2 separate regions of the Homo sapiens genome follow, and region 1 is linked to region 2. Evidence: chromatin contacts called from ENCODE Hi-C or POLR2A ChIA-PET data. All regions are on one chromosome and are shown on one strand. Each heading gives the region's core, a stretch centred on a gene start or an enhancer-like site at or near the end of the contact. The rest is flanking DNA. Distances are from core to core; before and after follow the strand shown.

Region 1 (5,356 bases), core at 2,421-4,920, 55 kb before region 2:
ACAGGAAAAACACCTACTGAACTAAATAGGAAACACATGAAAATGTGAAAAACACCTACTTTATTAGGTAGTCAATCTTAGCTCCCTTTCTTTTGCTGTCACAAAAAAAGCTTTTAAAAGAGAGCTTGGCCGGGCGCGGTGGCTCACACCTGTAATCCGAGCACTTTGGGAGGCTGAGGCGGGTGGAATGCCTGAGCTCAGGAGTTCAAGACCAGCCTGGGCAACACGGTGAAACCCCATCTCTACTAAAATACAAAAAATTAGCCAGGCGTGGCAGAGTGCACCTGTAGTCCCAGCTACTCTGGAGGCTGAGGCAGGAGAATTGCTTGAACCTGGGAAGCGGAGGTTGCAGTGAGCCAAGATCACGCCACTCCCACTCCAGCATGGGCGATAGAGCAAGACTCCGTTTCAAAAAAAAAAAAAAAAAGGGAGATTGTAACAAGGAACACCACAACACACAGATTTCACATCTTAAGCAGCTGAAATAAAATGCCCAAAGAGGATGAGAAGGAGCCTATATAATCTTAAAATAGATATGTTTCCCAGCTGGTATCTTTGATTACTAATTAAGCTAAGGCTTATTTATTTGGTAAATGCTTACCAGTTGCCAGGCATTGTGTTAGAAACCTTTTATGTAACAACCCCATGAAGATTGACACTTATTATCCCCATATTGGAGAGAAGGAACCAAGATCCTAGAGATGAGAAGCAGTCAGGTCCATCTGACAACTGTGCAATAGCCTAACAAGAATTCCCTTCGGCCGGGCACGGTGGCTCACGCCTGTAATCCCAGCACTTTGGGAGGCAGAGGCAAGCGGATCACCTGAGGTCAGGAGTTCAAGACCAGCCTGGCTAACATGGTTAAACCCCATTTCTACTAAAAACACAAAAAATCAGCTCATGCCTGTAATCCTAGCACTTTGGGAGGCCAACGTGAGCAGATCATGAGGTCAAGAGTTTGAGACCAGCCTGACCAACATGGTGAAATCCCGTCTCTACTAAAAATACAAAAATTAGCCAGGCGTGGTGGTGCATACCTGTAACCCAGCTACTCAGGAGGCTGAGGCAGAAGAATCACTTGAACCCAGGAGGCGGAGGTTGCAGTGAGCCGAAATCATGCCACTAAAAGAGCGAAACTCCGTCTCAAAAAAAAAAGAGAATTCCCTTCACAGTCAGGTCAGAAATCTAAGGAACACTGGTATCTTTAGAACCTAAGACACCAAAAACCTGTGTCTGCTCTTGATACGGGAAAACCCACATTAATGCCCTAATAAGACCTCTTAAACTTCGAATAATATTTCTTAGAATTTAAACTGAAGACTGAAGGAAGGAGCTAAGACTCTTGGTTTTGCTGAAATTTGGAAAATCTAGCTTAACTGCAAAAGCATTAATGTTATGTAGTACCATTCACTTTTATTAAACACACATTTAGTTTGAATACTAGTTAATTTAAAAGTGCCCACAATGTTAAAGATAGTGATGGGTAAAACAATGTTCATTATATTCCTTCCCTTTAACAGTTTTACATTTTTCCATTGAGTTTTTTTTATCTACACACACACACATCTCCCATGATCTCTGCAATAAGAGGCTGATTCATGTAAATTTTACAGAAAGCACCCTTCTCTGGATAATTTTAACTTTTCCTAAAAATAAATATTCCAGTCCCCAACCCAAGGAGGGCGCAGCAGATCAAGAATGCACTGTCATGGCAGGTGGAGAATCAGTCATTATGGGAAGTGAAACAGACACACGCGGCATAGGAACTGATACAGCAACATCTGATTCCATCCAGCAACCTTTAAAAATGTAATCATTTTATCAGCTGTTGGTAGACTTTGCACAATGGCTAGCAGTACTACTTGGTGACAATTAAAAATACTAAAGCTACAATGCATTTTTTGTTGTGGAGGAAGTACAAATGGAATGCTGAGTCAAAAGCAAATATGCACACTCATAGATGACTATGGGACACTTTGCAATGCATTCAGTGCTTCAAAATTTAAGATTTAAGACCAGATTCATGCTACTGAAGGTTGGGTCCTCTCCCAACTCACAAGATCATCAAAGAGTAGCCATTCAAAAAAGTTTAGTAGAATGACATCCTCTTTGACACTTTTCTTGACTTTTACAATATTTGGTTTAATTATCATAACAGATATATATATACACACACACACACAGTGAGGGATGTGAAAAACCTTAAAACACTTCAAAATGCACACCGATAATAAAACACATTGCCAAGTTGTAAGTAAAGCAGTTAATTATGACCATCGTCATCCCCAGGAACCAAGAGAAGCTTCTCAAGGGTCAGATTATTCCAGCTACCTCTTGGATGCCCCCGAGGCCTCTCTACAAACTGTAAGTGCTCATTACTATGTTCTGTAAAAAGGCCTGTCTATGAGACTGCCAAAAAGAAACTTTCCAGCAAAGTCTCTAAATTGTAAAGTACTATCATGTAACTTCTGGGGGAATCTATGCCCCTCTTTCTGACAGCTGTCATGCTCAAGGGTGGGCATGGGCAGCCATGTATTTACCATGTGACACTGCCCCGTGCCACAATCGATGAAGCAAAAGTGGACATCTGCCCAAATTCACCTCCAGAAGTTTGCTATTGGGGCAGAAAGTGCAGCAGTTTTGTAGGATATGTCACTTGGGAGGTGAGGAGCCACTATCTTCTGCAACATGAACAAAGGAGCAGAGAGAGGCCAGCAGAGGGAGAATAACAAGGAAGATGCAAAGACCAGAATCCCACTTCTCAAAGAGAGGCCCACAGTGAAGCTGCCTCAGGGCCATGGGCAACCTGAAGCTACCTCCAGGCCCTCACCAGCTCAATAGCACACTGATGCCAGTATGCTGAGACAGTCACACTCCCTTATCATAAACTGCCCATTTCAAGTTCTAGTAGTTTGCGTGGGTGTTACTTCCTTCCAAAGAGCCTTGACTAGCAGTTACGCTAGTCTAAGCTAGTTATTATGACTCTAAATAAGACACTAAGTTCCCTTGGGCAACTTCTGAGATCCTCACTTTCCACTCCCCAGGGATTCTCATCTCATCACTGAAGGAGCTGAACAAGGATGTTTTTCAATGTTAAATTCTATGCATGACCTCAATACACCAAACTGATGGTGGCCGAGCTGTCGGCTGGAGCAGAGACAGGGATCTGGCTCTGGCCCTCCACAGAATGCAGTGCTTCCAGGGAACTCTGCTGAAAGCCCTGACTTGGATGCTCTCTAGGGATCCTGGCTTAGCCTTGGCAGATAATATTCCCAATGAAGAGCAGCTTTACTTGAGCGGCTCCACGTGCTTGCCCAAAGAAGGCAACAGACAGAGGATAAGGAGTGTTACTCAAGTCTGAGGACCAGGAAGCTGGAGAAGATGAGACTCTCTCACCACCCATGGCCTGAACCCACGGCTCCCTGAGGAAAAGCAAATGCTTCCAGTCCTGGATGGTGGCGCCAGAGGGAGGCCGAGGTAAGCTATGATACAGAGATCAGTGGCCAAAGGGCAGCATCATCCCAGGGAACACCCCCAACACCTCTGATTCAGCAGCCCCGATTAGATGGAATAAACTGCTTTTCACTTCGGAAGTTTGGCTGCAACATAGTGGTAAGGGAGGGAAAAAAAGGAAGTGAACAAGGCGGCCGGCGGAAGTGGAGAGGCTCCAGCCCCAGCCCAGGCCCCCAAGGCCCATCTGGCCTTCCTTCTGGGGTTAACCATGATCCTTATTTGACCACAAATGGGAGCGGGGGAAAAAAGAAAAAGGAAAAAACTCCACAGAGATGTAAATGGAGGACATCAATACCTAAAGTAAAGAAGGGAAGGGGGTCTAGGAAAGAATGGCTCTTAAAAGCAAACTCCAGAGTTCAGACATTGTATGGGGCCTCATTAAATGGCATTAATGACTCCCACGAAGTTAGGGCTTAGAATATATCTGCATAGCTGTGTTATGTGATCTCTCAATATTATTTTGGACTGAAGAATATCTTGTTCAGAACGATGGGCTTTTGTAAGAAGCTCCTTCTTACTTGACAACTTGAAATATTGTTAGACCAGCACACCATTCATAAGCTTTTAAAAAGAACTAATCAGAACTCAGGCAGCTTTGGCCAGGAATGGTGGCTCATGCCTGTAAACCCAGCACTTTGGGAGGCCAAGGAGGATGGATCACCTCAGGTCAGGAGTTCAAGACCAGCCTGAGGCCGAGCACCGTGGCTCACGCCTGTAATCCCAGCACTTTGGAATGCTGAGGCAGGTGGGTCATCTGAGGTCAGGAGTTTGAGACCAGTCTGGCCAACATGGTGAAATCCCATCTCTACTAAAAATACAAAAATTAGCCAGGCATGGTGGCGTGTGTCTGTAATCCCAGCTACTTGGAAGGCTGAAGCAGGAGAATCGCCTGAACCCATGAGGCGGAGGTTGCAGTGAGCCAAGATCACGCCACCACACTCTAGCCTGGGCGACAGAGCAAGACTCCTTTCAAAAAAAAAAAGAAGACCAACCAGCCGGGCCAACATGGTGAAACCCCGTCTCTACTAAACATTTTTTAAAAATTAGCCAGGCGTGGTGGCAGGCGCCTGTAATCCCAGCTACTTGGGAGGCTGAGGCAGGAGAATTGCTTGAACCTGGGAGGTGAAGGTTGCAGTGAGCCGTGATTACACCACTGCATTCCAGCCTGGGTGACACAGTGAGACTCTGTCTCAAAAAAAAAAAAAAGAAACAGAACTCTGGCAGTTTTAAGAAGAATTGCAGAATAAGCTGCTTCAAGACACACTCTGGCAGAAAAATATTAACCACAATGATTATCAATATTTATGACAATGAAGATGAATATTACTAATAATGCCTAACACTTACTAAAATGGTTACTTGGTACTGTGCTAAACACTTTATACGAATCCTTTTATTTAACCCTCTCAATAACCAGTACAATAAAATCACTGCAATGACTGTGGGAGATACTAATGCTGCTGGTCCAGGGAATACACTGAGAACCAGTGCTTTAGAGACAACAGAGATTTTCTTTTCTCCTACTGCCCTTAGTTGCTGAGCTTTCTGACCCCAGTGGTTTCAACCATTTAGCCTGTGAGTAGAAGTGCATGCCCAGTCTCACCTATCAGGCCTGGTTCACAAGCTAAGTACCACCACAGCGTATAACAGCCAGACCGAATGCTGGCCATGCCCCACAGCTATTTTTTTCTTCCAGACAAAAGTTACTAGAATGCCAAATAACTCAGCTGTTCACAGACCAAAATGCATTTTTCAAATTAAGTTATTTTTAAGCCTGCTTTCTTAATAGCAACAATGTTCTAAGGACAATTTATAACAACAAAACAGATAAACAAACTTAACA
Region 2 (5,719 bases), core at 247-2,746:
TCTCGAACTCCTGACCTCAGGCAATCTGCCTGCCTCAGCCTCCCAAAGTGCTGGGAATACAGGCGTGAGCCACCACCCTCAGCCTGTAATTATAATTTTTAAAAAATATAATTTAAAAAAAGGCTCTTACTCTATTGTGGCTCAGAGAACATTAATATATTTAAAGAACACTCCATGCATGTGTGTTTTCAAAGATTCATATAGCTTTTCCAGCAGGTAATGTTGCTCCTTTGCAATTGTTGCCAAAAAGTCAGTATTGCTCTGTAAGTTTCCCAAGGCTGACTGCCTGCTCCCTTTGGGTCAATGACATGTCTCTTTTTGTTTATTAACATTGCAATGTATTATAATTTAAAATGTTTAACAGTCAGCATTTGTTAGAGTACAGCATGCTACTTGTAGTGATTTAGAAATGTAATTAAAGGGAGGTTATGGGTTTTAGTGGTTTTTTTCCTCTAACTGTAACCTTTTCTTAGGTACACTGATGCTGAAGTACTATGAGCCTTCGGAACTTGTGGAGAGACTACAAAGTTTTGGTTGTTATGGTCCCTTTAGTTGGGCTCATACATTTGGGGTGGTACAGAATCAAAAGCAGCCCTGTTTTCCAAATACCTAAAAACGACGACATTCCTGAGCAAGATAGTCTGGGACTTTCAAATCTTCAGAAGAGCCAAATCCAGGGGAAGTAGCAGGCTTGCAATCTTCAGGTAAGTTCCATTTAATCTGGTTGGTTAATCATATGGCACATTCCAACAATGGGAAACTCAATCTTTTAGATCTCTGGCAAGGAAAAGCCTAAATTGGTAAGTTACCTGTTGTTTTTATTGTGACCCACTGGCAAAATACTATTCTGCAGTTGTTTCTAGAAAAGTTCGTTGTGCAGAGACATTTGACACTTGCCTGGCAGTCAATTGAATGCAAAGGGAAAGAGCAGTTTTGCTAGCAGCATCACCAGGATCATGAATGTGTGCAAAGGAGCCCCTGACTCCTTACCATTACATATCACAAAAGTCCAAATTTATACAAGATTATTTTCTTCTATTAGTGTTCTTTTTTTTTTAACAATACAAAACTAATTGTATTCATTTCTTAACATCAACTATTTTAGCTTGACCATAATTTGTTACTTTTGAGAGTCACTGAAATAAAGAGGATGAAGTTATATAATTTAGGTCTATAGTCCCTTATCCATAATTCCAAAATTCAAAAAGTTCTCAAAACCAAAACATTTTATCCTCACTCCTTTGACAGCAAAACTTGATCTTAACTGACATGAGGCAATTTGCAGTGCAGTTGTCTCCCTTTATCCGCAGTTTGGCTTTCTGCAGTTTCAGTTACCTGCAGTCAACCCTAGTCTGAAAATATTAAATAGAAAATTCCAGAAATAAACAATTCATAAATTTTAAATTATGCACCTTTCTGAGTAGCATGATGAAATCCTGGGATATTCTACTTCATCCACGCAGGATGTGAGTCATTCCCTTGTCTGTCTACCTGCTCGTTAGTCACTTAGCAGCACTCTGGGTTAGATCAACTGTGGTGGTATCTCCGCGCTTATGTTCAGGTAACTGTTACTTTACTTCACAATGTACCCAAAGCACAGGAGTATTGTGCCTAATTTATAAATTGAACTTTATCATAGGTATGTATGTACAAGAAGAAAACATAGTATATATAGGGTTTAGTGCTATATGTAGTTTCAGGCATCCACTGGGTGGTCTTGGAACATATCCCTCATAGATAAATGGGGGAGGTCACTGTTTTTATTCCACTTAATATGAAAATTGAGTTTCACTGCAGAAATTTTATTGGCATTTGTCACGTTTGATTTACTATAATATAGCGTTATACTATATTATGATTATATTGATTATGTATGTTATATACACTATATTGTATTTATAAAATCTAAGAAATTCTGAATTATGAAACTCATCTGGCCCAAGGAGTTTCAGATAAAGAACTGTGACCCTGTAATTGTAAAGCATTTTCTATTATAATTTACTTTTTAACCTTGAGGTGAATAATATGCTCTAAGTTTTGTTATAAGATAGATGAGTGTAAGGTTCTGCTCTTTATGGAAGAAGAACCTCAGTAAGATTTTCCTTATTTATAAGCCTTGGTCTGAGATTTTGACTTTTGGTATAATTACTGGTTTCAACAATATTTTAAATCAAGATTTTACTTTTAAATGTTCATAAGCAGAAGTGGAAGAGCATAGCTTAATATATTAGACAATTATTAAATATAAAAGCCAGGTAGTAACATAGAAGCTTAACAACTTAAAAGAGTAACTTTAGGACATTCTATATAAAATTTGTATTTATAGGAAGAGTTTTAATATATATAAGCAGGGAGTTAGAGAATTTATTAGGTGCTGGATTTTTATATATATAGTCTTTCAGACTAGTAAGACCATTATATTATGTATGTATATTGTACTTATGACAAGAAGTAAAGAACAAAAAGATGTCTTAACAGTTTGGAGGCCAGGTATGGCCAAACTTTGGAGGAAGAAAATCAAGTAGTTTCTTCTCATGCAAAAAGAAATACTCTTGGAGGAAAAATAGAGCTGAGAAAAGAATCTCCTCTAAAATGTTAGGTGAATGTAGTAAGAGATTTTAGATGCCAGTGCAGCAATAGTTAAAAGTTTTAGAGGCTAACATTTCCAGTCAAGCAAGCAGAAGCAGATATTTAAACAGGCTTTTAGTAAGCAAAAGTTAGAGCCGGATTTAGAGTAAGTTAAACACAAATTCCGAATAGTTGAAGTACATCAAAAGAATGCATTTATTTGTCTCTTATTTTCTATTCTTATTTTCATTATGGAAAATTACATACATGCCTCAAGATAAAGAGAGGATAGTATATTGAGCCCTCAAGTATCCATCAACTGGCTTTAATAGTTAATGGCCTTTTGCCACAACCAGCTTTAATAGTTAAGGGCATTTCGCCACAACCAGCTTTAATAGTTAACAGCGTTTTGCCAGTCTTCTTTTATCCATCTTTTCCTCTGTTTTTTGAACTGCTAGAATATTTTAAATCAAATCTTAAGCTCCACTATGTAGTCCTTTTGTATGTGTCTTTAACAGTAAGAATAAACACACATACACAAACACATTTGCATTATCACCTAGAAAAACTTAACAGTGACTCTTTACCTACAATTTGATACCCAAGGCCATGTTTATATTTCTGAATTTGTCTATAAAAAATCTTTTCAGGTGGTTTGTTGGAATCAGGATCCAAACAAGGTCTACGTATTGCATTTGATAGATAATATCTCTTTTCAATTCCCCTCCTAAATCTGCCTTTTAAAAAATTTCCCACATTCTCAGTTTGGCTGATTGCTTCCTCATCTTGTCATTTAACAATTTCCTCTTTCTCTCCCCTATTTCCTGTAATCTCGTAATTATATCAAGAGGCTACTTTCATTTGTTTTTTTAATTTACTTTTTGAACAAGAATACTTCATGGATGGTACTGTGGAATAGATCCTAGGTAATCATGTTGTTTCATATATAATGTCTGATCCACTTTTGATGATGATGTTGATTTTTTTTTTTTACAGAGAAGGCTACAGTGCAGTAGCAGTAGCATATCATAGCTCACTGCAGCCTCAAACTCTTGGGCACAGGCCTTGATTTGTCACCCAGGCTACAGTGCAGTAACATATCATAGCTCACTGCAGCCTCAAACTCTTGGGCACAGGCCATCCTCCAGCCTCAGCATCCCAAGTAGCTGGGACTATAGGCATCCGCCACCACACCTGGCTAAGTTCTAAAATATTTTTAGAACCAGGGTCTTGCTGTGTTGCCCAGGCTGGTCTCAAATTTCTGGCCTCAAGCAATCCTCCTGCCTTGGCCTCCCAAAGTGATGGGATTACAGGCAAGAGCCACTGCGTCTAGCCAGTGTTGCTAAGATTAACAGGCAAGTTAGCAGTGTTTCTTTCCATTATAAAGTTCCCCTTTGATTTTTTTTTTTTTTTTTTTTAAGATGGAGTCTCACTCTGTCACCCAGGCTGCAGTTGGGTGATGTCGGCTCACTGCAACCTCTGCCTTCTGGGTTGAAGTGATTCTCCTGCTTCAACCTCCCGAGTAACTGGGATTACAGGCACCCACCACCACACCTGACTAGTTTTTTGTATTTTTTTAGTAGAGACAGGGTTTCACCATGTTGGCCAGGTGATCTTTTACTTAATAATTATTAGCGACTATTCATTATCATTGCTGTAACCTAGAAATTGGCAAACTTTTTTTCTATAAAAGATCAGATAGTAAATATTTTAGGCTTTGCAGATCATATAGTGTCTATACCAACCCTTCAGCTTTCTGTTGTAGTGTAAAAGCACTCATACACAGTACACAAATTAATGAGCATGGCTGCTTTCCAATAAAACTTCATTTACAAAAACAGGCAGCAGTCTGGATATGGTCCATAGGCTTAATTTACCAACCACCATATATGGGTCTAATGCACTATTTCATTAGGGGTTGCCAAATGATGCTGCTCAAATTCTATCATTCCTTCTCCATTTATTAGCTGGAACAACTTTCCATCGTCAACTATTCAGTTACCCCAAAATGCATTTATACAAGGAAAGCAAGATTAATGTTTTATCCCTGTAATTCCCTTTATTGGTTTTTATAATAATGAGTGCTCAAGCCACTTAGGGTTTTTGTTTTTGGTGTTAGTATGAACCTGTGGGTTTGCATTTATTTCAGTTATATTAATCTGTTGCTGTCGTCATGTTTTTTTTTAATGCTAAAGTTGTCCCATTTTGGATCCTCTCCAAGTTGACTCCTGTTGTTGTTTTTCCTTTGTCCTTGTGATATGACCCACGTAGTCTTTAATAACATCCTTACTTTTGGGCAGAAAAGGACCCCAGCTTACCTTGTGTATTTCTTACCTCATACCTATAATCATTCTTTTTGCCAAAGAACTCCATTTGCTTTTAGGAAAAACTTTCACCTGTTTGTATTTTCTTTAAATCATATTTTATAGTGCACCTCTTAATTTAGAAGAAGTCATGCAAGTTTTACTGTTATTTTAATTAAGTTATCCATCACTGCAACAACAACAAAAACCCATCTGCCAAGCCCGTGCATCCAAGAATAGTCAGGACCATTCGTCTAATGGTAACTCTTGGAATTATGGAGCACCTTGTTTAGGAAGAAAGAGTTTTAATAGAGCTGAACTGATACTTCCAAACATGTTCTATAAACCAGCCCCAGTGGTTTGGTTTTTTTTTCTCTTTTCTCTTTCTTGTACCTTCTTTTGTTCAGGTCTAGACCTGTGACCACAGGTCAACAAGTTTTGGCATCTTTAAAATGATTTGGGAGTCACTACCACTTTCAGTGATTTCTTTGTCATTTTAATGAAATACTAGCCAAAAGATATGTGTACTGGTCTCACTACTGTAAGACTGACAGAGGTGCCAACATGGCATTCTGTTTTTGAAAAGTTACATGACACTATTAAGTATTGAAAATGTTCTAACTAGAAAAACGATTTTCTTAATCATAGTTTTTATTGTGGGGTGTGTATGTAAGTTTTAACGTGCAAATTAACATATAGAAGTCACTTTGTGAGGTTTCATTTAAATGTATTTCTCAGATTTTGCTGAATCTGTAATAGCCATTGAAATATTTAAGTACCTTGGCTGTTCCTGGCATCAATAAACAGATTTTTCTTTCCCTCCTCATGCCATACAAAAGTTGACAATA

What was found. Hi-C counts contacts between places; a loop is a spot of excess contacts on that map. ChIA-PET counts read pairs that join two places held with the same protein, here RNA polymerase II (POLR2A). Pooled maps may share reads with other maps.
Region 1: a loop to region 2 is called in a map of psoas muscle, with 3 times the contacts of the local background. The contact joins two enhancer-like sites. A Hi-C loop is called at or near these places in 2 of 168 maps with a recorded cell type or tissue (HepG2 and psoas muscle) and 2 of 50 pooled maps. POLR2A ChIA-PET finds 5 or more read pairs at or near these places in 1 of 52 experiments (GM12878).

What each region holds. Positions count from the first base shown.
Region 1 is chr20:10,472,970-10,478,325 of GRCh38, reverse strand. The region is part of intron 2 of SLX4IP (SLX4 interacting protein); the gene reads right to left. Among named protein-coding and RNA genes, the nearest start is that of SLX4IP, 40 kb to the right of the region's middle. Within about 2 kb of position 3,670, at least 12 of the 41 ENCODE cell types and tissues checked have a DNase peak (open chromatin) inside an H3K27ac peak, as active enhancers do.
Region 2 is chr20:10,415,513-10,421,231 of GRCh38, reverse strand. It overlaps MKKS (MKKS centrosomal shuttling protein), which reads left to right. Exons shown (of 6, transcript NM_170784.3): 2 at 474-704. It overlaps LOC128706665, which reads left to right. Exons shown (of 3, transcript NM_001394148.2): 2 at 474-704. The coding sequence starts at 495. The coding sequence ends at 686. It overlaps LOC128706666, which reads left to right. Exons shown (of 3, transcript NM_001394149.2): 2 at 474-704. Among named protein-coding and RNA genes, the nearest start is that of MKKS, 16 kb to the left of the region's middle. RefSeq lists an enhancer at 735-1,934. Within about 2 kb of position 1,496, at least 3 of the 41 ENCODE cell types and tissues checked have a DNase peak (open chromatin) inside an H3K27ac peak, as active enhancers do.